6 separate regions of the Homo sapiens genome follow, and regions 1, 2, 3, 4 and 6 are each linked to region 5. The links are chromatin contacts, found by Hi-C or POLR2A ChIA-PET in ENCODE. All regions are on one chromosome and are shown on one strand. The core of a region is the stretch at or near the end of the contact, and the rest is flanking DNA. Distances in the headings are between cores, read along the strand shown.

What was found. A loop is a pair of places that touch in the nucleus more often than their neighbours do. ChIA-PET counts read pairs that join two places held with the same protein, here RNA polymerase II (POLR2A). Pooled maps may share reads with other maps.
Region 1: a loop to region 5 is called in a map of B cell, with 20 times the contacts of the local background. The contact joins the promoter of DERL3 here to the enhancer-like site in region 5. A Hi-C loop is called at or near these places in 1 of 168 maps with a recorded cell type or tissue (B cell), 1 of 37 single-sample maps with no recorded cell type and 7 of 50 pooled maps.
Region 2: a pooled map shows a loop between it and region 5 (8-fold over the local background). The contact joins the promoter of ZNF70 here to the enhancer-like site in region 5. A Hi-C loop is called at or near these places in 3 of 37 single-sample maps with no recorded cell type and 8 of 50 pooled maps.
Region 3: a loop to region 5 is called in a pooled map, with 5 times the contacts of the local background. The contact joins two enhancer-like sites. A Hi-C loop is called at or near these places in 2 of 50 pooled maps.
Region 4: a map of OCI-LY7 shows a loop between it and region 5 (2.8-fold over the local background). The contact joins the promoter of SLC2A11 here to the enhancer-like site in region 5. A Hi-C loop is called at or near these places in 1 of 168 maps with a recorded cell type or tissue (OCI-LY7), 7 of 37 single-sample maps with no recorded cell type and 9 of 50 pooled maps. POLR2A ChIA-PET finds 5 or more read pairs at or near these places in 5 of 52 experiments (CD4-positive, alpha-beta memory T cell, WTC11, activated B cell and 2 more).
Region 6: a pooled map shows a loop between it and region 5 (2.8-fold over the local background). The contact joins the promoter of MMP11 here to the enhancer-like site in region 5. A Hi-C loop is called at or near these places in 1 of 168 maps with a recorded cell type or tissue (naive thymus-derived CD4-positive, alpha-beta T cell), 3 of 37 single-sample maps with no recorded cell type and 9 of 50 pooled maps. POLR2A ChIA-PET finds 5 or more read pairs at or near these places in 1 of 52 experiments (RWPE1).

Annotation. Positions count from the first base shown.
Region 1 is chr22:23,837,521-23,840,411 of GRCh38, forward strand. It overlaps DERL3 (derlin 3), which reads right to left and starts at 1,486. Exons shown (of 7, transcript NM_001002862.3): 1 at 1,375-1,486; 2 at 1,191-1,256; 3 at 1,044-1,117; 4 at 832-925; 5 at 139-334. The coding sequence starts at 1,467. SMARCB1 (SWI/SNF related BAF chromatin remodeling complex subunit B1) reads left to right here. Exons shown (of 9, transcript NM_003073.5): 9 at 1-489. RefSeq lists a silencer at 1,409-1,711.
Region 2 is chr22:23,749,660-23,752,582 of GRCh38, forward strand. ZNF70 (zinc finger protein 70) reads right to left here and starts at 1,453. Exons shown (of 2, transcript NM_021916.4): 1 at 1,052-1,453. RefSeq lists a silencer at 1,169-1,618 and enhancers at 1,211-1,886, 1,769-1,828, 2,669-2,728.
Region 3 is chr22:23,797,250-23,800,539 of GRCh38, forward strand. All of the region lies in intron 3 of SMARCB1 (SWI/SNF related BAF chromatin remodeling complex subunit B1), which reads left to right. Among named protein-coding and RNA genes, the nearest start is that of SMARCB1, 12 kb to the left of the region's middle. Within about 2 kb of position 1,827, at least 3 of the 41 ENCODE cell types and tissues checked have a DNase peak (open chromatin) inside an H3K27ac peak, as active enhancers do.
Region 4 is chr22:23,856,289-23,859,519 of GRCh38, forward strand. It overlaps SLC2A11 (solute carrier family 2 member 11), which reads left to right and starts at 1,587. Exons shown (of 12, transcript NM_001024939.4): 1 at 1,587-1,741. The coding sequence starts at 1,712.
Region 5 is chr22:24,155,560-24,158,864 of GRCh38, forward strand. All of the region lies in intron 29 of CABIN1 (calcineurin binding protein 1), which reads left to right. Among named protein-coding and RNA genes, the nearest start is that of SUSD2, 24 kb to the right of the region's middle. RefSeq lists a silencer at 289-878 and enhancers at 1,059-1,128, 2,057-2,490. Within about 2 kb of position 2,017, at least 33 of the 41 ENCODE cell types and tissues checked have a DNase peak (open chromatin) inside an H3K27ac peak, as active enhancers do; they include B cell and OCI-LY7, where a contact is called at or near this core.
Region 6 is chr22:23,771,275-23,774,289 of GRCh38, forward strand. MMP11 (matrix metallopeptidase 11) reads left to right here and starts at 1,575. Exons shown (of 8, transcript NM_005940.5): 1 at 1,575-1,704. The coding sequence starts at 1,597. It overlaps LOC107985577 (a long non-coding RNA gene), which reads left to right. Exons shown (of 3, transcript XR_007068022.1): 2 at 1-33; 3 at 595-1,103.

The DNA of each region.
Region 1 (2,891 bases), core at 236-2,735, 320 kb before region 5:
GGGAGGGCAGGAAGATGGGGATGGAGCCAGGTGTGAGGAGAACTCCAGCAAGGATGGGAGAGGGGCCCCAGGGCATAAGCAGCGTGTCCTGAGGGGAGTGGCCAGCCTGGGGCGGACTAGATGTACCGGGAGGCTCACCCAGCAGGTCCACGAGGATGGAGTTGCCCAGCAGCAGCGAGAAGCCCATGAGCGCCCAAGGCAGGAACGGTGCCTGGAAAGTGAGCAGGCCGAAGAAGTTGACCCTCACCCGAGGGCTGCGGCGGCTCCACACGTACACCAGCATGGCCATGAGGGCCTGGCCCAGGAAGAACAGGCTGCCCAGGAGTCCCAGCAGCTGGGCCAGAGTCAAGGTGCTCCGGTGCAGGCCTCAGCCCAAGCCCAGGGCCCCTCTGACTTCCCAAGACCCTGGAATTCTTCCCCTCATCTCCCCTATGTGCTATTCCCTCATCAAGATGAGCCAGTCCAATAAAGGCGACACACTCCACGGGCTTCAGGTCCCACGAAATCTGCCCTGCACACCTACAGCCTCATCCCAGGGCCCAACCACTGCCTGTCCCTGCCCCAGTTTCTCCCGGCTACTCGCATTCAGGGCTCAGCTAGTGGCCCTGACAACCCACCTGGCTCTTTTGTGCATGGCTTTGTATTTTGCATACAGCACTGAAGATCTAGCCCTGACCCCTGCAGCTGAGCACAGAGTGGGCCCTCAACACATACTAAGCTGGAGACAGCGACTGTGTCCCTCTCTGGCATGGCTGTGTTGGCCCCAGGACCAACACAGGCTGGACGCCGAGGCGCCCTAGCCCGAGGTTCCAGAGCCTGCGGGAAGGATACGGTCATAAGGACGCCCCCGAAGAGAAACATGAAGACGAAGTCGGCCGTGCGGCCGCGGAAGGAGCCCTCTTCCAGCATGCGGCAGTAGCGGAACCTACGGCGTCGGTATAGGAAGTGCCACCAGGCGGGGCCTCAGTTTCCCCGTCCCGGCCTCTCTCCCAGCCCGGCCGGCCTGCCCTCCACCCAGCCCGTGTCCGCAGGGCGCAGGATACACGAAGAGCATGTTGAAGAAGAAGCTGAATCCCAGGGGCCCGAAGAAGAGGAAGTTGGTGACGAGCCTCCAGACCTACGGGGGACGGGCGGTCAGGTGCGGGGTGGGTGGGTCGGGCCCACAGGTGCGCGGCGCGGGGCGGCCTCACCTGGAACTTCCGGAACACAAGGTGCGGGTTGAAGTAGAGTTGAAAGGGGCTGAGGAGCTCCAGCTGCTGTGGAACCAGGGGCCAGTCAAGAGCTGCCCGGGAGCCACGCCGTAACCATGGCGACCCTCACCCCTCCCGCCAGAGGCTGTAACCAAGGCGACGTCCGGTCCGCCCGGCCGCTTACCACCGCGGCGGTGGTGAGGACACAGGCTGCGGTGTAAGCCCGCGTCACCGCCGGCACCTGCAGGAACTCGGCCGCTAGTCCCTGCCACGCCATTGAACCTTCTCAAGCACGCGTGGCCCAGCCAGCAACGCGCTCTTTAACCCGCCTCCCAGCCCCGCCTTCGGCCAATCCGCATCCGAGGCGCTGCGCGCCCCAGGCTGAAAAGAGAGCCCCTGAGCCCGACAGCCAATGGAAGGAAGAAGAGGGAAATTAGGGGCGGAAAGGGAGAGTGGGCGGGTAGAGGCTGGTGGCCAATGGGCAGGCGCCAAGGTTGAGCACGTGGCGGTTGTTGTGGCTGCGGTGGTGGCGCGGGAGAACGTGTGGCCAATGAGGAACTGGTCATTTCGCGGCTTTCTAGGAGAGGACCAGTAGCGTGGACCCACGACACCACGGGGGCGGGGCTAAGATCGTATGGGTTACAGGAGCGAAGACCCGAGCAGGCGAGGCAAAACTGGAAAGGGCGGGGCGCGTGGGCGGGGCGCGGAGTGTGGCGGCTCAGACCGTGCTGGCTCACTAACTGACGACCTAGCCACAACGTTGTCCTCGCTGCCAGCCCAAGACAGGCCCACCTAACCCACAGCAGGGAGGCATTCGGGAATGTGTCCAAACCTCCCCAAACGTCCAGGGCCCCACTCAAATGTGCCGGCCGCTGTCGGGGTTCTTCCCCGGGGGCCCAAGGAAGGAGAGGCAGGACTGCGGGATTGAGTCCAGGTGGGGCGCGAGGGTTGAGAGGCGCACCAGAGCAAGTGGACAGGCAGGAGAGGTCCTCAATATTTTGGTGGAAAATAGAAACCAACCTACCCACCTTCCTTCCCTCCTTCCCTCCCTCCCTCCCTCCCTTCCTTCCTTCCACCGTTTATTAAACAACTGTTTGCCTGACACTGTTCTAGATGTTGGGGATGTAGCATGCAATAAAAGACACTGTCTCTTAGAGTCCAGCCAGGAGGCAGTCAATACAATAAGCTAGTGCTGACACTTGATGAGAATATTGCCAAGTGAGGGGTGGGGCCACGTGGGCGTCCGCAGTGCCAGGTGGGGTGACCTGGGATACCTCTAAAGTTTGTCACTTTGCAAGCATCCCTGTGTCCATCAGGATGGTAACTGTGAAAAGCAAAACAATAAAACAAAATAAGTGTTGGCGAGGATATGGGGAAATTGGAACCCTTGGGCACCGTTGGTGGGAATATAAAATGGTGCATCCGCTGTGAAAAACAATATGATCATGACTCAAAAAATTAAAAATAGAATTACCGTATGATCCAGCAATGCTGCTTGTGGGTACACATTCAAAAGAATCAAAAGCAGGGACTTGAACAGATGTTCATACACCCATGTTCATGGCCCCATTATTCACAATGGTTCACATCAGTTCACCCACCGATGAGACAGACGAAATGTGCTGTCTACATGCAATGCAATACCATTCAACCTTAAAGGAATGAAATTCGGATACATGATGCAGCATGGATGACCCTTGA
Region 2 (2,923 bases), core at 203-2,702, 410 kb before region 5:
CTGAGCTCATGCGATCCACCCATTTTGGCCTCCGAAAGTGCTGGTATTATAGGCGTGAGCCCCCTCGCCCAGCCCTAAAGTATTTTCAAAAATTCTTTGATCACTTCAACTCCTCTCACCCTCCCCCTCCTCTTCAGCAACCCATAATCTCCAACTCTTCCAGCTCTCTCACTCAATTTGTGCTTTTCGACCTCATGAAATCCAAGCCATTTTTACTGTAGTTCTCCTTTTCTAGCTCCACCCCTTCTCCATCCAGCTTAGACTCTCCATACTATGCGCATCACTTCAACTCTCACGCTCTAGCACCATGCTCCTCACCTCCTCGTCCGGCTGCAACTAGCCGCTAAGTCCCAGTCTTCTCGGCCAGTTCCTCCTAAGTTGTTAAATGTTGCCAAGAAAAATCATACAACTATGTATGGCACCACGACAAATTTCGAGTTTCCGATTTCAGCTGGGACCTCAGCTCTGGCATTCTATGACCTCCTTATTGCCAATCCCTCTCTTCTCGGTCTTCACCTTCCCACCCCATCTGGCACTGCTCTCCAATACCTCCTTCTCAAAACCCTTCATTTCAGAGGTTGCAAATTGGCAGCCTGAAGATCCTGCTATGTTATGTTTGGCTCTCGAAGAGTTTGGCTTTTCCTGTTCATTTTCCTTAGTTACCAATATTTAAAACTCAGTAGGTTTCTGGCTTTCTCTTGAAAAACGAAGATGTGACAATATCCCTTCACCCGCCCACATTGCCTACCTAGGTGCATGAAAGCTTTGAGCTACCCCCCAACCCCATCCCCACCCTCGCTTTCTTCCCAATTTTCATGGCTTCCAAGTTCTCTTTCTTGATATCTTTAGATTGCAACTCTTCCTCCGCCCACCCATTAAGTCCTGGTGTTCTCAAACTTCCCTCCGTAGAGGTTTTCCATTCCCACTATATAGCCCCTACACCCTGAAGTCTCCACTCAGAAAAAAGTTGGCAACCCTTTATCTGTCTCCCACAACATGATAAGTGTTTTTGGACCGAAAATGCAAAGATCTGGAACTCCATGCTTCCCACCTCTGTCGGGGCCTTCTCCGGGTCCTCCTGCATCTGTCATCCCATCCTCCAGAGAGTCCCTAGGGCCTGGGCACCCTGCAAACTCTTAGTGCAGTCAAGGTTTCCTGGCTGGGGGCCCAAGAGTTGCCACGGACCCGCACACGCTGCCCAGGCGGCGACGTGGCGCCCCTACAGGCTTCCCCGCGATTGGGGACACGCACACCCAGGGCCACCGGAGGGACAGGTGGTCAGGCGGACTCAGGTCACACCGGCGGACGCGGGGCCACTCACCTGGGCCGGGGCGGGGCAGCTCACCTGGGCCGGGGCGGGGCCGCAGGCGGGCGGGGCGGGGCCGCACCTGAGCTGCTCCAACCCGCGGCCGACGCGGCCGACGCTGCCTGGCTCCACAGCAGCTGCTGACGCGGAGCCCGCGGCCGCCCGAGCACCCAGAGCCCCGCCCCCGGCCCGCGGGCACTTCCGGGACCACTCTAGGCCGCGCGGAGGTCCCGGCGTCTCGGTGGTCCCACCGCGCCGGTTGTCGCCGCGCGAAGCCGCCCGGGCCCCGGGACACAAGGACCCGAATCAGGAGAGTCTCTCCAGTCGGCATGGTGGCTCTGGCCGTCCCCGAAGCGCGTGCTGGACGTGGGGGAAACAGAGATGGGCAGGCGTTGGCAGGAGAGCAGAGGAGGAAACAGGTCCGGACGGGCGGGCCGACCTCGAGCCGCCGGCACTCGGGGCATCTGCGCTGGTGCTGGGTGCAAGCCAGAAGCCACTGAGGCAGCTGGGGTCTTCAGGGAAAGGAGAGTGGAGCCCCAGAGCTGTCGACCCTGTCACTGTCCACAGGCACCGGGGTCCTGTTAGGATCCCCCTCCCCCAACCTGCTTCAAGGGTAGCCCTGTTCCTGTCTGCCCTCCCCGCCCCCACAGAAATAGAGATGAGAAGGGGCAGGCGAAGAACTAGGAGTGTCTGCGAGACCATCCCAGGACCCTGAGCCCCCCAACTCTCTGCATCCCAGGGCTGACTTCGACATGAAGCGCCTCCTCTCAGGCGCACCGGGAGGGAAGAGGAATGTGTTCTTGAAATGGCCGCCCCCTTGGCCGGGCGCGGTGGCTCACGCCTTTAATCCCAGCATTTTGGGAGGCGGAGGCGGGTGGATCACGAGGTCAGGAGTTCGAGACTCAGCCAGACCAACATGGTGAAACCCTGTTTCTACTAAAAATTATCCGGGAGTGGTGACAAGCGCCTGTAATCCCAGCTACTGAGACAGGAGAATCGTTTGACCCTGAGAGGCGGAGGTTGCAGTGAGCCAAGATAGTGCCATTGCACTCCAGCCTGGGCGACAGAGCGAGACTCCATCTCAAAAAACAAAAAAAAAAAAAAGAAAAGGAATCTCCGCCCCCTCCTTGCTGCTGATGGCAAGACTGGCCCCTCCACCCAGTGTTCTGCCCATGACACCCCCCCCTCAGGTGCAGCTGCCCAGCTTGTGGGAGAGCTTCCCTCCGCAGACCTTGGCCCAATCACAGGACATCAGGAGAACACACTGTCCCTGGGAAAAAGGATTCTGCCCCAGCCGCCCACCTGCCTTCAGCACCCTCAGCCTTGGCGCTCGAGTGCCTCCAATGCTACCCACACACACCTGCCTTCCTGCCCCATTAATGCTCTGTCGGGCCTTGGGCACAGACTCCAAGGGGTAGGCAGTGGCTGCCCCTCCCCAAGCCAACAGCCTGAGCTCCATGGGGACCAGCCACCCTAGAGCCATAACCCTTGGACCATAACCAGCCATGCAGAGTTGGGGGCGGCAAGGGCTGGTTCCTTTTTCTCCCTCCGGCTCCTCAGGTCACAGGAAGGTCAGGCTACCAGTTTGAGCCCCCAGGGGGCCATGGTGGGGGAGTC
Region 3 (3,290 bases), core at 577-3,076, 360 kb before region 5:
GGCCTCCCAAAGTGCTGGGATTACAGGCGTGAGCCACCGGGCCTGGCCTGTTTTTTTTTATTATTATTATTTTTTTTGAGACGGAGTTTCGCTCTGTCGCCCAGGCTGGAGTGCAGTGGCGCCATCTTGGCTCACTGCAAGCTCCGCCTCCCAGGTTCACACCATTCTCCTGCCTCAGCCTCCCGAGTAGCTGGAACTACAGGTGTCTGTCACCACGCCCGTCTAATTTTTTTTGTATTTTTAGTAGAGATGGAGTTTTATTGTGTTAGCCAGGATGGTCTCGATTTCCTGACCTTGTGATCCGCCCACCTCGGCCTCCCAAAGTGCTGGGATTACAGACATGAGCCACTGCGCCTGGCCTTTTTTTTTTTTTTTTTTTTTTTTTTGAGATCGAGTTTCGCTCTGTCACCCAGGCTGGAGTGAAGTGGCGGGATCTCAGCTCACTGCAACCTCCCCTTCCCGGGTTCAAGTCATTCTCCTTCCTCAGCCTCCCAAGTAGCTGGGATTATAGGCACCAGGCACCACACCTAGCTAATTTTTCGTAGTTTTAGTAGAGACGGGGTTTCACCATGTTGGCCAGGCTGGTCTCGAACTCCTGACCTCAGGTGATCCGTCCGCCTCGGCCTCCCAAAGTGTCGGGGTTACAGGTGTGAACCACCACACCTGGCCAGAAGGTTGAATTTTATGGCTTAGATTTGCAGATTCTGTGTATGGCTGAGCATGTTACTCACATTCACTGTGTCTAGTGACACTTGCATTGTCCACTTGAGTTGATAGCTAGACCTGGAAATGAGAACTTGCTACTGAGATAGGGCAGGATGAGGGGGCAGGGGCTCAGCCCAGGCTCTAACGTATCCAGTCAGAAAAGAGGAGGTGGTCAAGATCTGTGGTTTGCAAATACAGGCTCAGCTACCTGGAAATCACCCGTGGAAGCTGCAAAGAACACATCTTCTTGGGCCCTTCCTCAGAGGTGGGAAGTCACTCCACCTGGGTGGGGCTCAGGAATGTGCTTCTTAAAATTTTGCATTCTGGGTTTGGGTGTTGTAGCTCACACCTGTACTCTCAGCACTTTGGGAGGCCAAGGTGGGAGGATTGCTTGAGCCCAGGAGTTTGAGACCAGCCTGGGCAACATAGTGAGACCCCACCATCTCTATAAAAATAAAAAAATTTAAAAATTGCACTCTGAGCGGCCAGGATTAGGAACTATGACCCAGATAGGTTGTAGAGGGGACCCCTGTCTTGCTGTCCCCTCTCATAGTCTCTGCCCAAGCTGATTCCATGTTCCCCAAATTGGGTACTACAAAATCCTCCCTACCCCTACCAGCGATCAAGGGGTAGTCCCAGCCTCAGCATCAGACGTGTAAGTGATTCCCACTTTAGAAGGGAAAAGAGTTAAAGGGCCCAGAGTCCAGGCAGGTCTTGGCCATTGCTTCTGCCCTCCCCCACCCTCTGGAAAGGAGAAGGACCTTTGTGCTGTCTTCCCGGGTCCCTCCTTAGAGGGAACTGTCAAACGTTTGTCGGCCGGGCGCGGTGACTGACGCTTGTAATCCCAGCACTTTGGGAGGCCGAGGCGGGCGGATCACAAGGTCAGGAGATCGAGACCATCCTGGCTAACAGGGTGAAACCCCGTCTCTACTAAAAATCAAAAAACTTAGCCGGGCGTGGTGGTGGGCGCCTGTAGTCCCAGCTACTCGGGAGGCTGAGGCAGGAGAATGGCGTGAACCCGGGAGGCAGACCTTGCATTGAGCCCAGATGGCGCCACTGTACTCCAGCCCAGGCGACAGAGCGAGACTCCATCTCAAAAAAAAAAAAAAAAAAAGTTTGTCATGACTTGCTCTGAATGGTTGAATAGTTATTGTGGAAGTGGTTGCGCAGGTGTTGGGGTTACACAGGGAAGTGACACACAGTCGCTGCCTGCTCCTGCTCACAGCCTTGCCAGGGAAAATGGAAAAGCACAGAGCACAACGGGCACCCAAATGCTCTCATCTGTTTCACCCAGCCCTGGAGCCTTAGTTTAAAACAGCTTTTGGTATTTTTTTTTTTTTTTCGAGATAGGATGTTGCTCTCTCGCCCAGGCTGGAGTGCAGTGGTTGATCCCGGCTCACTGCAACCTCCGCCTCCTGGGTTCAAGTGATTCTCATGCTTCAGCCTCCTGAGTAGCTGGATTATAGACGTGTGCCACCACGCCTGGCTAACTTTTGTATTTTTGGTAGGGTTGAGGTTTCACCATGTTGGCCAGGCTGGTTTCGAACTCACCTTTTGGTTTTTTTTTTTTTTTTTGAGATGGAGTTTCGCTCTTGTTGCCCAGGCTGGACTGCAATGGTGTAATCTCGGCTCACTGCAACTTCTGCCTCCTGGGTTCAAGTGATTCTCCTGCCTCTGCCTCCTGAGTAGCTGAGATTACAGGTTCCTGCCATCACACCTGGCTAATTTTTTTTTTTTTTTTTTTTTTTGAGACGGAGTCTTGCTCTGTCTCCCACTCTGGAGTGCAGTGGCGCAATGTTGGCTCACTGCAAGCTCTGCCTCCCGGGTTCACGCCATTCTCCTGCCTCAGCCTCCTGAGTAGCTGGGACTGCAGGCGCCTGCCACCACGCCCGGCTAATTTTTTGTATTTTTAGTAGAGACGGGCTTTCACCATGTTGGCCAGGCTGGTCTTGATCTCCTGACCTCGTGATCTGCCCGCGTCGGCCTCCCAAAGTGCTGGGATTACAGGCGTGAGCCACCGCGCCCGGCTACACCTGGCTAATTTTAGTATTTTTAGTAGAGACAGGGTTTCACCATGTTGGCCAGGCTGGTCTTGATCTCCTGACCTCAGGTGATCCATCCGCCTTGGCCTCCCAAAGTGCTGGGATTACAGGCGTGAGCCACCGCACCTGGCCTGGTTTCGAACTCTTGACCTCAGGTGGTCTGCCCATCTTGACCTTCCAAAGTGCTGGAGCTACAGGCATGAGCCACTGCACCTGGTGCTTTTGGTAAAAGCAACCTGGAATTTGGGAGAAAAGATCAAACGCTTCATGGGACATGGGTTATTTAAATTACCTTGGATGTCACCTCTGGAAGGTATTTATCAACCCATCTTCTCAACTTCTACTGCTGTGGAAGCTGAGAGGCCAGAGGCCTTGCCTAGTCCATCTCAGGATGGCTGGTATGTCTAAAATGACAGCCTGATCATGTCTCTTCCTTCAAAACCCTGGGGACTCCCAGCCACCTGCTGAGTAAAGTCATCTCACGGAGCATGTGAGACCTGTGATCGGTCCCCTCCCTGGGGACCTCCTCCCTGGACTGCCCCT
Region 4 (3,231 bases), core at 337-2,836, 300 kb before region 5:
AAAAAAAATAAATAAATTAAAAAAAAAAAAGAAAAAAATTAACCTATCAAAATAAAATATCAGCAGTTGAAACTAACAATGTATTAATAACAATAATATTATGACCAAGTTGCGTCTACCCCAAGAATTCAAGAATGGTTTACCATTAGAAAGTTTATTGATGTAACTGATCTCATTAACAGATTAAAGGAGAATACCCATATGATCATCTTAATAGATGCACGAAAAGCATGCAATAAAATACCTATTTATTATAACTGCTAATATTTTGTGTTTTTCCTTAAAAATGCAGTGTTTTTAGGAATTAAAGTTCAGAGCAGCAAAAGTCAAACAAAAACCAAGTCTGAGCAATAGAGCTACTACAGTGCCCATCACAGTGTCTGCTCAGGTGACTTCTTAAGGTCATGTCCAGCTCTATGTTTCTGTGACCACAAATAGCATCTTTGGCAAGTCTAGTTTCAGTTGGTCTTTGTCCAGCTCCTGGATTCCTCCATGCAGGGCCTGAGAAGCCCTGAGGGATAAAAGATTAATCCGGTTCAGTGGACTCTGTGGTTCCTCAACTCCAAGTGCCCCCAGCATAAGTCGGACCTGCCTCTCACGCAATGGATCCCCTGGCGGCAACCCGAGACCGGTTCTCCTACCCGCATTCCGCCAAGTCTCTCGCTCTGCCCAGGACGCACAGATGAGAGCGCTCCGAAGACTGGTGGGTCTATCTTTCGGTCTTTCCTAATTTTCCCGTCCTCTGGGGAAAGGTCGGGGATACCTGAACCAAAGTGTGTGTGTGTGGGGGGGGGGGGGTGTAGGTGGGGCGTGCATAGATGTGCACAACCAAGGGCTTGGCCCTCCGGAGAACGCCCAGGGGCAGTGGCCTCCGAGGTTCTGGCGGCCGGCAGTGGCGACCGGCGCAGGGAATCGCGCAGGGTTGCGGCTGAGGTCAGACCAGCGAGAGACAGAGACCCGCAGACATTTAGTCCAGAGACTGTAGCAAAGGAGGGGGACGAGGGGCCAGAGCCGGAATTTCGGGGGAGGACTTGGGAGCGCGGCGACCAGAGTCGCTTGCTGGCACTTGCGAGGGCGAATGCAGGGGCTTGGCCGAGATGACCTTGGACCAGAGCTCCCTTCCGGCCTGCAGAGATGAGCTTGGGGCTTAGCCGAGTAAGGAGTGAGCGGCTTTTCAGCCTCAGTGCTGCGGCAGAGGCGGATGGAGGATGAACTGGAGCCGTCCTTACGGCCTCGGACGCAGGTGAGCTCCCAGCGGCGGCGACAAACCCCGCGGCGGTGACCCCAAACCCCCCCCCCGCGGCGGCGACTCCCCCCCAACACGCTGGGGCGAACTCCCCAGCACCCCCAGCCCTTCTTAAAAACGCTGAGTCCGCGCATGCGCCTCAGGCGCCCTCCGCGACACTCTAGCGGCTCTGCGCTTCACTGCGCCTGAGCTTGAGTCTCAGGCCTTAGTCCCGGCCATCGTTTAGCGTTGCGCGAACCCTCAGCTGGTGCGGCCGCTCTCAATACCCACTGCGCTTGCGCTACAGCTTCGTCTCGACGGGTTTGCTCCTCTCAAACGCTCACTGCGCGTGCGCTAGCGCCTCTTTCACCACTGGGCGCTGCGCGCTGCCCTTCCCTCCGCGCACAGGCTGCCGGCTCACCGCTTGCTAATGGCAGCCGGGGTCTCCCTGGGACAGCAAGACCTCCGCTCAGGCCCCTCTTTCGAATGCTCCACGCCCTCCTGCGATCTAGAATGGTATGAATTCTCATACTTGCCCAGACCAGGCGTTTCAGATGAGGGATTGCGGACCTGAGTGAACTGCGCAGGTGCAGCCACCTGGGAGGCTTAACTAAGTCGTCAAATGTTCAAAAATATCGTGCTTGTATGTACAGTGGCGTTAGGTGCTAGGCTCAGATGTGCATAGGCAGGTGTTTACGCCCAGGGTCGGCCTGTGGGCCAGAGCAAGGTTGCTGGACCCTGGCATCCCAGCCCCCAGAGATGCTAAATCCTCTGCCGATCAGCCCTGACCTCAGAGGCAGTAAGCCCTCCGAGCGCTGCAATCCTGACTGCTCGCCCCCTCCCGAGACTGTTTCCCACCCCCGCCTCTTTCCTCCTCATGCTCCCTCAGCTCTGACCTGACGTCCTGCCTCACAGAGGGAAAGGGCGCAGCCAGAGGAGAGCGCCCGCACTGCACTGCCCACCGCTTCTAGGGGTTCCTTCCCAATCTGGACTGATTTCTTTAGGTATTTGCATGGCACATTCCCTCACCTCCTTTGTCTTGATTTGCACTTGTATTCCTTGACAGCCTTATTTAAAATAGCACCAACTAAGGTGGGAGGATCGCCCAGGAGTTCGAAGCTGCAGGGATCTAATAGGATCTCACCACTGCACTCCAGCGTGGGCGACGTAGCGAGACCTTGTCTCTAAAAAATAAAAATAAAATAAAATAAAATAAAATAGCACCACCTGGTCCAAACACTTCCTACGCCCCTTCACTGCTTTAAGTCTCTGTAGCACCAGCTGATGTACTATATATTTTGCTTGTTCATTTTGCGATTGCTTGTCTTTCTCTGCTGGAAGGAAAGCTCTGACAGCTCATGGATTTTGTCTGTTGTTCACTGCTGTATCCCAACACCTAGAACAGTAGGATTATTGACCATAATAGGGAGGCAATAAATCTTTGTTTGCTGAATTAATGGTCCCTATCGTAGCTAATGTCTGAATGCTTACCATGACCAGGCACGGTATAGGCAATCTCCATGCATGATCTCATTGAATTCAACGATTTCCTGTAGTCTTAGAGACCTGTCAATATCTCCTGCTACATGAGCTCAGCTGCCATCAAGCACTGTGTTCGCTGCTTCCTTCACATCTGCTGTCTTAAGGGAGCTCTCACTTCCATGCGGCCCCCGTGGAGCTGTAATTTGGCCTCAATGGGACCAGATGCCAGGTTTCTCACCTGGCTTCTTCCTAAGGCTTCCAGCCTTAGAGAAAGTTACTTAGGCCTTATTGGAACTATGGGCAGCCAGGGCCCCTGTCACCAACCTGTCTCCAGACCTATGGCAAGGCCTTCAGCAGGATTCTGCCCTCCAGAGCCACTTCCTCTGCTCCCCCAGCCTCCAGTGCAGTATCTCACTGAATGGTGAAAGCACAGCTGTCTCTTTCCCAGCTGTATCTTGCCCCCCAGCACACTTCCTGGCTGAGATAAACATTCAGCATTTTTTTTTTTTTGAGATGGAGTCTCA
Region 5 (3,305 bases), core at 767-3,266:
ACTCCAGCGGTCTTCACTGCAGCCCCCCTGCCCAACTGTAACAGCAAGGACAGCTCGGCTGTGGCCAGTCGTTTCCCCCACACACCTACACTTCTGCCTGCCACAGGGCACTACTGGCACAACTCCAGGGGGCGCCATTCACATAGGCACCGCCTGCAGAGGGGGGATATAACCCTCACACACAGTTGGCCAATGCCATCCCGGCCTGCCGCACTCCTGGCCACCCCTACACCATGCTCTCTGGGGCCCCACAGCTTCCTGCAGTGAGAGCTGCACCCACTTTGCCCGGCAGCGGTCCACAGCCCGCCACCAGCGGCCAGTCCAGGGAACCGGAGAGGATTGGCCGGCAAAAGTCAGTTGCGCTCCTGGGCCCGCTTCCAGTAGAGTGCCGGCGCCCCGTCCGGCCGCGCCTGCCCCGCCCCGGCCCGCCGCGAGCGAGAGAGCGAACGAGCCTCCGCGGCCATGGCCCGGCGCTCGCCCTAGCTCCACTGCACAGATGCCACGGCGGAGCCGGCGGGTAGGAACTTGGCGGGGGCGGGGGCCGGGACTGGGGCCGGGACTGGGGCCGGGGCTGGGGCTGCGCAACCGCTTCGCCTCCGCTGCCCGTCTGGGTCTCCACTTTGCTGGCGCTTTTGCTCAATCGTCCCCTGGTGGGCTCTGGCGGCCGCCCCCCGCCTCGGCGCACCAGGCGCAGCAGGAAGCCCGTGGGCTGTGGTTTCCCCGGCGCCCCCGCGGAGGAAATCGGCCGGCGGCGGGGTGCTGCGCCCCCATGCCCAGGGCGGGCTGGCACCCGGTTCAGCGTCAGGTGGGCGGCCAAGCCGGCTTGGGCGGCGGCGCGCGGGGGCGGCAGGCGCTGGTGAAGCCCGCACACGCGCCAGCGCATCCAGCCCTACCAAGCCCCGGGCTGGGAGCTGGCTCGTGGGGGCGTGCGCTGCGCGAAAGCGAAAGCCGCCCGCCAGAGCAACTTTGCGGCGGAAGGCGCCGACGAGGAGCTGTGCCGTGCCGCTCTTGGGGATGGTGAGCTGGCCGCCCGGCCGGGTGGGCAGCGCGTCCGGGCGCGGTGCTTCGCTAGCTATAAATAGGTGCTGTGCGGGGACAGGAAGATGGTTCCAGCCCTTTACAAGCACCGGCCCGTTATGTGCGCTGGGCTAGGACCTTGCCCCGCAGCGGAGTGGGAGGAGTGAGGTTAGGGGTAACGGTTGCATGGGATGGGGGGTGGGCACATAGAGCCTACAGCAGAGTTGGCGGCGGGGCTCTCCCATGCACTTGGTTGTTTGTCGTTTCTGCTTTTCCCGGGAGGGGGAAGGGAGGAACAGCCCGGCAGTTCTGGGGACCTTAGCGCTCCACGTCTTATTTGGCAGGAGAGGCTGGAAACGAGCGGGCGCCAGCTGCAGGCAAATTGCAGGCTTTCCCAGCCCTTGTCTGCAGAGAGAATCATTACCTGTGGATGGCGCGGGGAATCCCTTGCCCTCAGTAGCCCCGCCTGGAGAGACAGGACCGCGTTGTGGGGGGTGGGGTGTAGGAGTGGGCGGAGGCCAGGGCGCCCCTGGTGGCCTGTGTACAACCCTGCGGCCAGAGAGGCCCGCCCTGATAGGTTTGTGGTAGAAGCTGCAGGAACTTCCTGTCCCTAGGGGTGTTCAACCTGGCCTGCTTCTGGGGCCCCTTTCCTCCCAACCTTAGGGGAGGAACAGGACTGCGGGAGGGGCCAGACCCTCAGCTCCTCAGGGCATCAGGAAGATAGGGAGCTGCTGGTCTGGAAACTCAGTCCTGCCTCTAAAGGCTTCGGGACTCCTGAGTAGGGAGGCTCCAGAAGGGGCAATCTGGGCCAGGGCTCGGAGGGGTGCTGCCCAGCCGGCCTGGCTCTGTCTGTGATGCTCATCTTCCTTAGGGACAAGCCGGGTAGAGTGCAAAGAGCATGATAGGCTTAGTTCAGCTGTAGTCTTGGCTCCCTGCAGGCTGGCTGCCCTGGAACAAGTCTCTCCCCCAGCAAGGTGTAAGTGAAATCATGTGTTAAAGGAGCTGGGCAGGCAGCCTGTGAAGACGGTTGGCCCCAGGAGATGAAGTTTGCCCTACACGCCCCACGCCATCCCCTCCTTTTCCTCCAAGCTGTTTCGCCGCTTTGGTGACTTGTGTGGGTTTGTGGGTAACAGGGGTCTCCCCAGGACTGTAGAGGATTTTGGTATTTTCCCCACAGCTGCTCCTGACCTCAGGGCCAGATTCCATCCCCTTCCTGGCTCCGCTTGAGGTGCTTAAGAATAGGCTGGAACCAGGAGGAAGTTTTTATGCTTTTCTGGGGGGGCGGGGAGGCCCCTAATCTCCTCTCCCAGCAGCCCTCTCTGCTGAGAGGCTCCATCGCTCTCTAGCTGCAGCCACCCACTCAGCAGCTGGCCCTCAGCTCAATGCAGTCTGCTCCTACACCCTGTGCCCACTGCTCTTGGGAATGGGATGCCAACAGGCTCCCCGCCCTCGCCTGTTCCGAGCACTGAGTCACCACGACACCCGTGCCACGGGGGATGCTGGAGGAATCCCTCCACCAGGGGAACGGGCTCTCCCTTGGTTGCTCACAGTGTCGTGTTTTCTGTGAACAGAGCTGGCAGAGCTGAGCTCCTCCAGGAAGCCTTGCCCACCCATCTTACCACGGGCATACAGGGCTGGCTTGGGGCTAGGAGGGCCCAGGAAGACAGAACACTCACCCACTGTGTCAGCTCAGGCACCCAGGACCTGCTTCCTGGAGACCAGCCTGCTGCTGCGTGCCCACTCTCGTGGTCCCCTCTGGGTGATCTATCTTGAAGAGAGGGAGAAAAGCTTTGTGGAGAAGTATGTTCAGCCCAGCATTCTTCATCAGAATCCTTAAGTCCCAGAGCCAGATGCTCACCAGTAGCCCACTTCACTGTGCAGTGAAGGGCTCTGTGGTCATTTTGAATGATGTTTTTGGTGATGTGGGAAAATACATGTACTGTATTTGCTGAGTTAAAAGTCAGGATTAAAATTACCCACTTTCCGCTCAGGACGCTGCGGGTGATGGGGAAGACTCTGAGGGAGTCACTGCTATACCCCTGACTCGGCTGCCCATTTCCTCATCTGCTTGGCCGACGCTTCTTCTCTGGCACCAGCTGCATCCTGGTTTTTTTCTGGCTTTCTTCAAAAACCCCCCACATCCCTTGCTCTCCTAGCCCATTACTTCTTGTTCCAGCTTCTCTCCTGTCCCCTCACCCTGGATCACTGGGAAGTTGGGCTTCCCCAGCATCCTTGAAAGGGATTTATCTGTGGCATAAACTCTCCAATGCCTACTCAGGGGTAGCCTG
Region 6 (3,015 bases), core at 325-2,824, 380 kb before region 5:
CACCCATGATGGAACAGGTCGCCTGGTGAGGTGGTGAGGCCCTTCATCATTTCAGGGGGTGTACAGCAGTACTGGGTAACCCCGAAAATCAGGGATGAGACTGAAGGATCCCTTCCAGAATGTGGACACAACCCCTCCTTTGAGTCTCACCTCCTTTCCTTCTTTTTTTTGAGATGGAGTCTCGCTCTGTCACCCAGGCTGGAGTGCAATGGAACAATCTCGGCTCACTGCAACCTCCGCCTCCCGGGTTCAAGTGATTCTCCTGCTTCAGCCTCCTGAGTAGCTGGGCTTACAGGTGTGTGCCACCACACCTGGCTAATTTTTGTATTTTTAGTAGAGACAGGGTTTCACCATGTTGGTCAGGCTGCTCTCCAACTCCTGACCTCGTGATCCACCTGCCTCGGCCTCCCAAAGTGCTGGGATTACAGGCATGAGCCACTGCGCCCGGCCTCTCGCCTCCTTTCTTTCAAGTCTGAGGTGGCTAGCCTGGAGGGGTCCCCAGGGGCTTGTTGGGCACTGACGAGGGGACACCCTGGGGGCCCAGTACTCCACTCAGACACCTCCCACAGCCTTCTGACAGCATCCTTCCCACAGCTGACCAGCTAGAGGACCTCCTGACCCCTCCACTTGTCTGCTGGTGTGGAAAAGCCTGGACCCTCCCTCTTGGAGCCTCAGTTTCCCTATCTGTAAACTTCGGTCTATCCCAAGCTGAAGAACTGGCCAGTCCCTGCCATATGCCTCACTTTCCCCTGGGACACATTTTAATATCCCTTTCCTGGCCAGGTGCAATGGCTTCCCCATGTAATCCCAGCACTTTGGGAGGCCAAGGTGGGCAGATCACTTGAGGTCAGGAGTTCGAGACCAGCCTGGCCAACATGGTGAAACCCCATCTCTACTAAAAATACAAAAATTAGCCAGGCATGGTGGCGCACGTCTGTGGTCCCAGCTACTTGGGAGGCTGAGGTAGCAGAATCGTTTGAACCTGGGAGGCGGAGGTTGCAGTGAGTGGAGATCACACCACTGCACTCCTGCCTGGGAGACAGAGTGAGACTGTGTCTCAAAAAATAATAATAATAAAAAATAAAATAATATCCCTTTCCTCACAGGGGCTATTGTGTCATCTTCTAGAAGGATCCGTTGAGGCTCTGAGGGGTGGGGGAACTTGCTTGTGGGTAGGACCACCTGTCAGAGGTCAGAGGTCAGGCCACCAAGGAGACCCAGTGGGATGCGCCTTCCAAAGGTGGGGGTACGGATGGGACCCATGAAACCTGACTCCTCTCAGACTCTAGCCAAGTCTAAGACTTTGGACGGCCACCACCCAGAGGAGAAACTGAGACCCAGAGCGGCACGGGTTGGCCAGGGTCACCCAGCACCAGATAGGGACTTTGCCAGCCCCGGGGCAGGACCCTGTCTCCGGCCCTCGACCCCGCTGGGCCGTACCCTCCCCGTTCACCTCCCCCACCCGGGCCGCGGCTGCTAGGAGAGTTCAGAACAAAAGGCGGCGGGGGGCGGGGCCGAGGCGGGCCGGGGGTGGGGCGGAAGCTATAAGGGGCGGCGGCCCGGAGCGGCCCAGCAAGCCCAGCAGCCCCGGGGCGGATGGCTCCGGCCGCCTGGCTCCGCAGCGCGGCCGCGCGCGCCCTCCTGCCCCCGATGCTGCTGCTGCTGCTCCAGCCGCCGCCGCTGCTGGCCCGGGCTCTGCCGCCGGTGAGTGCCCGCCACTCGCCGGCCGCTCCTCGCTGAGGGGGCGCCGGGCACGCGGGCTGGGCCCAGCGGCGGATCCGGACCGAAGGGGGCGCCCCGGGTGGCCTCCAGCGCCCGGTACCCGAAACGCTTTCTGGTTCCCTCTAGGCGTGATAGACAGCGAGCTTGCAGTCCCTGGGGGTGTGAAGGGGAGCCGGCGCCGGCATCGTTCGGGCTGGTGGGACGGGACTCCACGCTGGACTCACGCTTGCTCCCAGCGTGGGGACCTGCCTCTCGCGCTCCAGCCGCGGGTGCTGGAGTGTGCGTTGAAGGAAGCAGCAGAGGGAGTGGTAACAGGGCCCCCTATTCATCGCAGGGACAAAGCCGAGCAGATCCCAGGCAGGTGTCAGCCTGCAGGTGTGTGGCCGCAGTTAGTACACCTCCAGGTGTGCGGTGGGATGAAGGATAAAGGGAGAAGGGAGGGCAGCGCTGTGCTGCGGGAAATGGGGTCTAAGCCTGGAGATGTCCCCCGCGGGCACCTGCCGGCAGCAGTTTTGGGAGGCTTGGAGCCAGGAGAACATGAGTATGAAATAGTATGAGTGCAGTGTGTGTGTGACTGAGAGGTGGCTGTCAGAAAGAAGCGGGGAGAGAAAGGAAAGGGAGAAAATGTGTGCTCAGGAGAGGAGAAGAAAGCCCAGGTAAGAGAGGACAGCAGAGTGAGGAGAGGAGGGACTGTCATGGAGTGTGTGTGACAGCTTGCATGTGTCCCAAAAGCTGCCCCTTCCCTGGGGCGCTTCCAGGCACCAGTCACAGGGCCTGGGGCCAGAGCCTGGGCCACTCCACTCCACAGCGGAGGCATCCAGACAGCTCGGGCAGGGAAGGGAGCAGGAGGGTGTGACAGGCAGGAGTCTCAGGACTGGCCTGGTGAGGAGGCAGGCCTGGCCAGGCTGGGACCCTCTGTCCAGCCACTCTGGCTCTGCTCAGGGCAGCCTTGTCCTGTGCTGGCTATGGGAGCAGAAAGGGATGGGATGGGTGGGGTAGAGTGAATGGGGGGCATCTCAGTCTGGAGTCTTGCCTCCTTCCCAGCCCCTCTTGGTTCCTAGGACTTGGGACAGAGTCAGGAATCACTGTGGGTAGACATTGAACCACAGGTCTGGAAATTGGAGAGATCTGGGTTTGAACCATGTGACCCTGGGTGAATCCTGCCATGCCTCAGAATCTCACCCACTCCATCTCTAATGGGAGTGCAGGTGGGAGGGGGCAATGGTGCCTACTGCTGTGTCCACTGTTGAGCAATGAGGTGATGCCAGGCTCACTAGAAACACTGTCACCTGT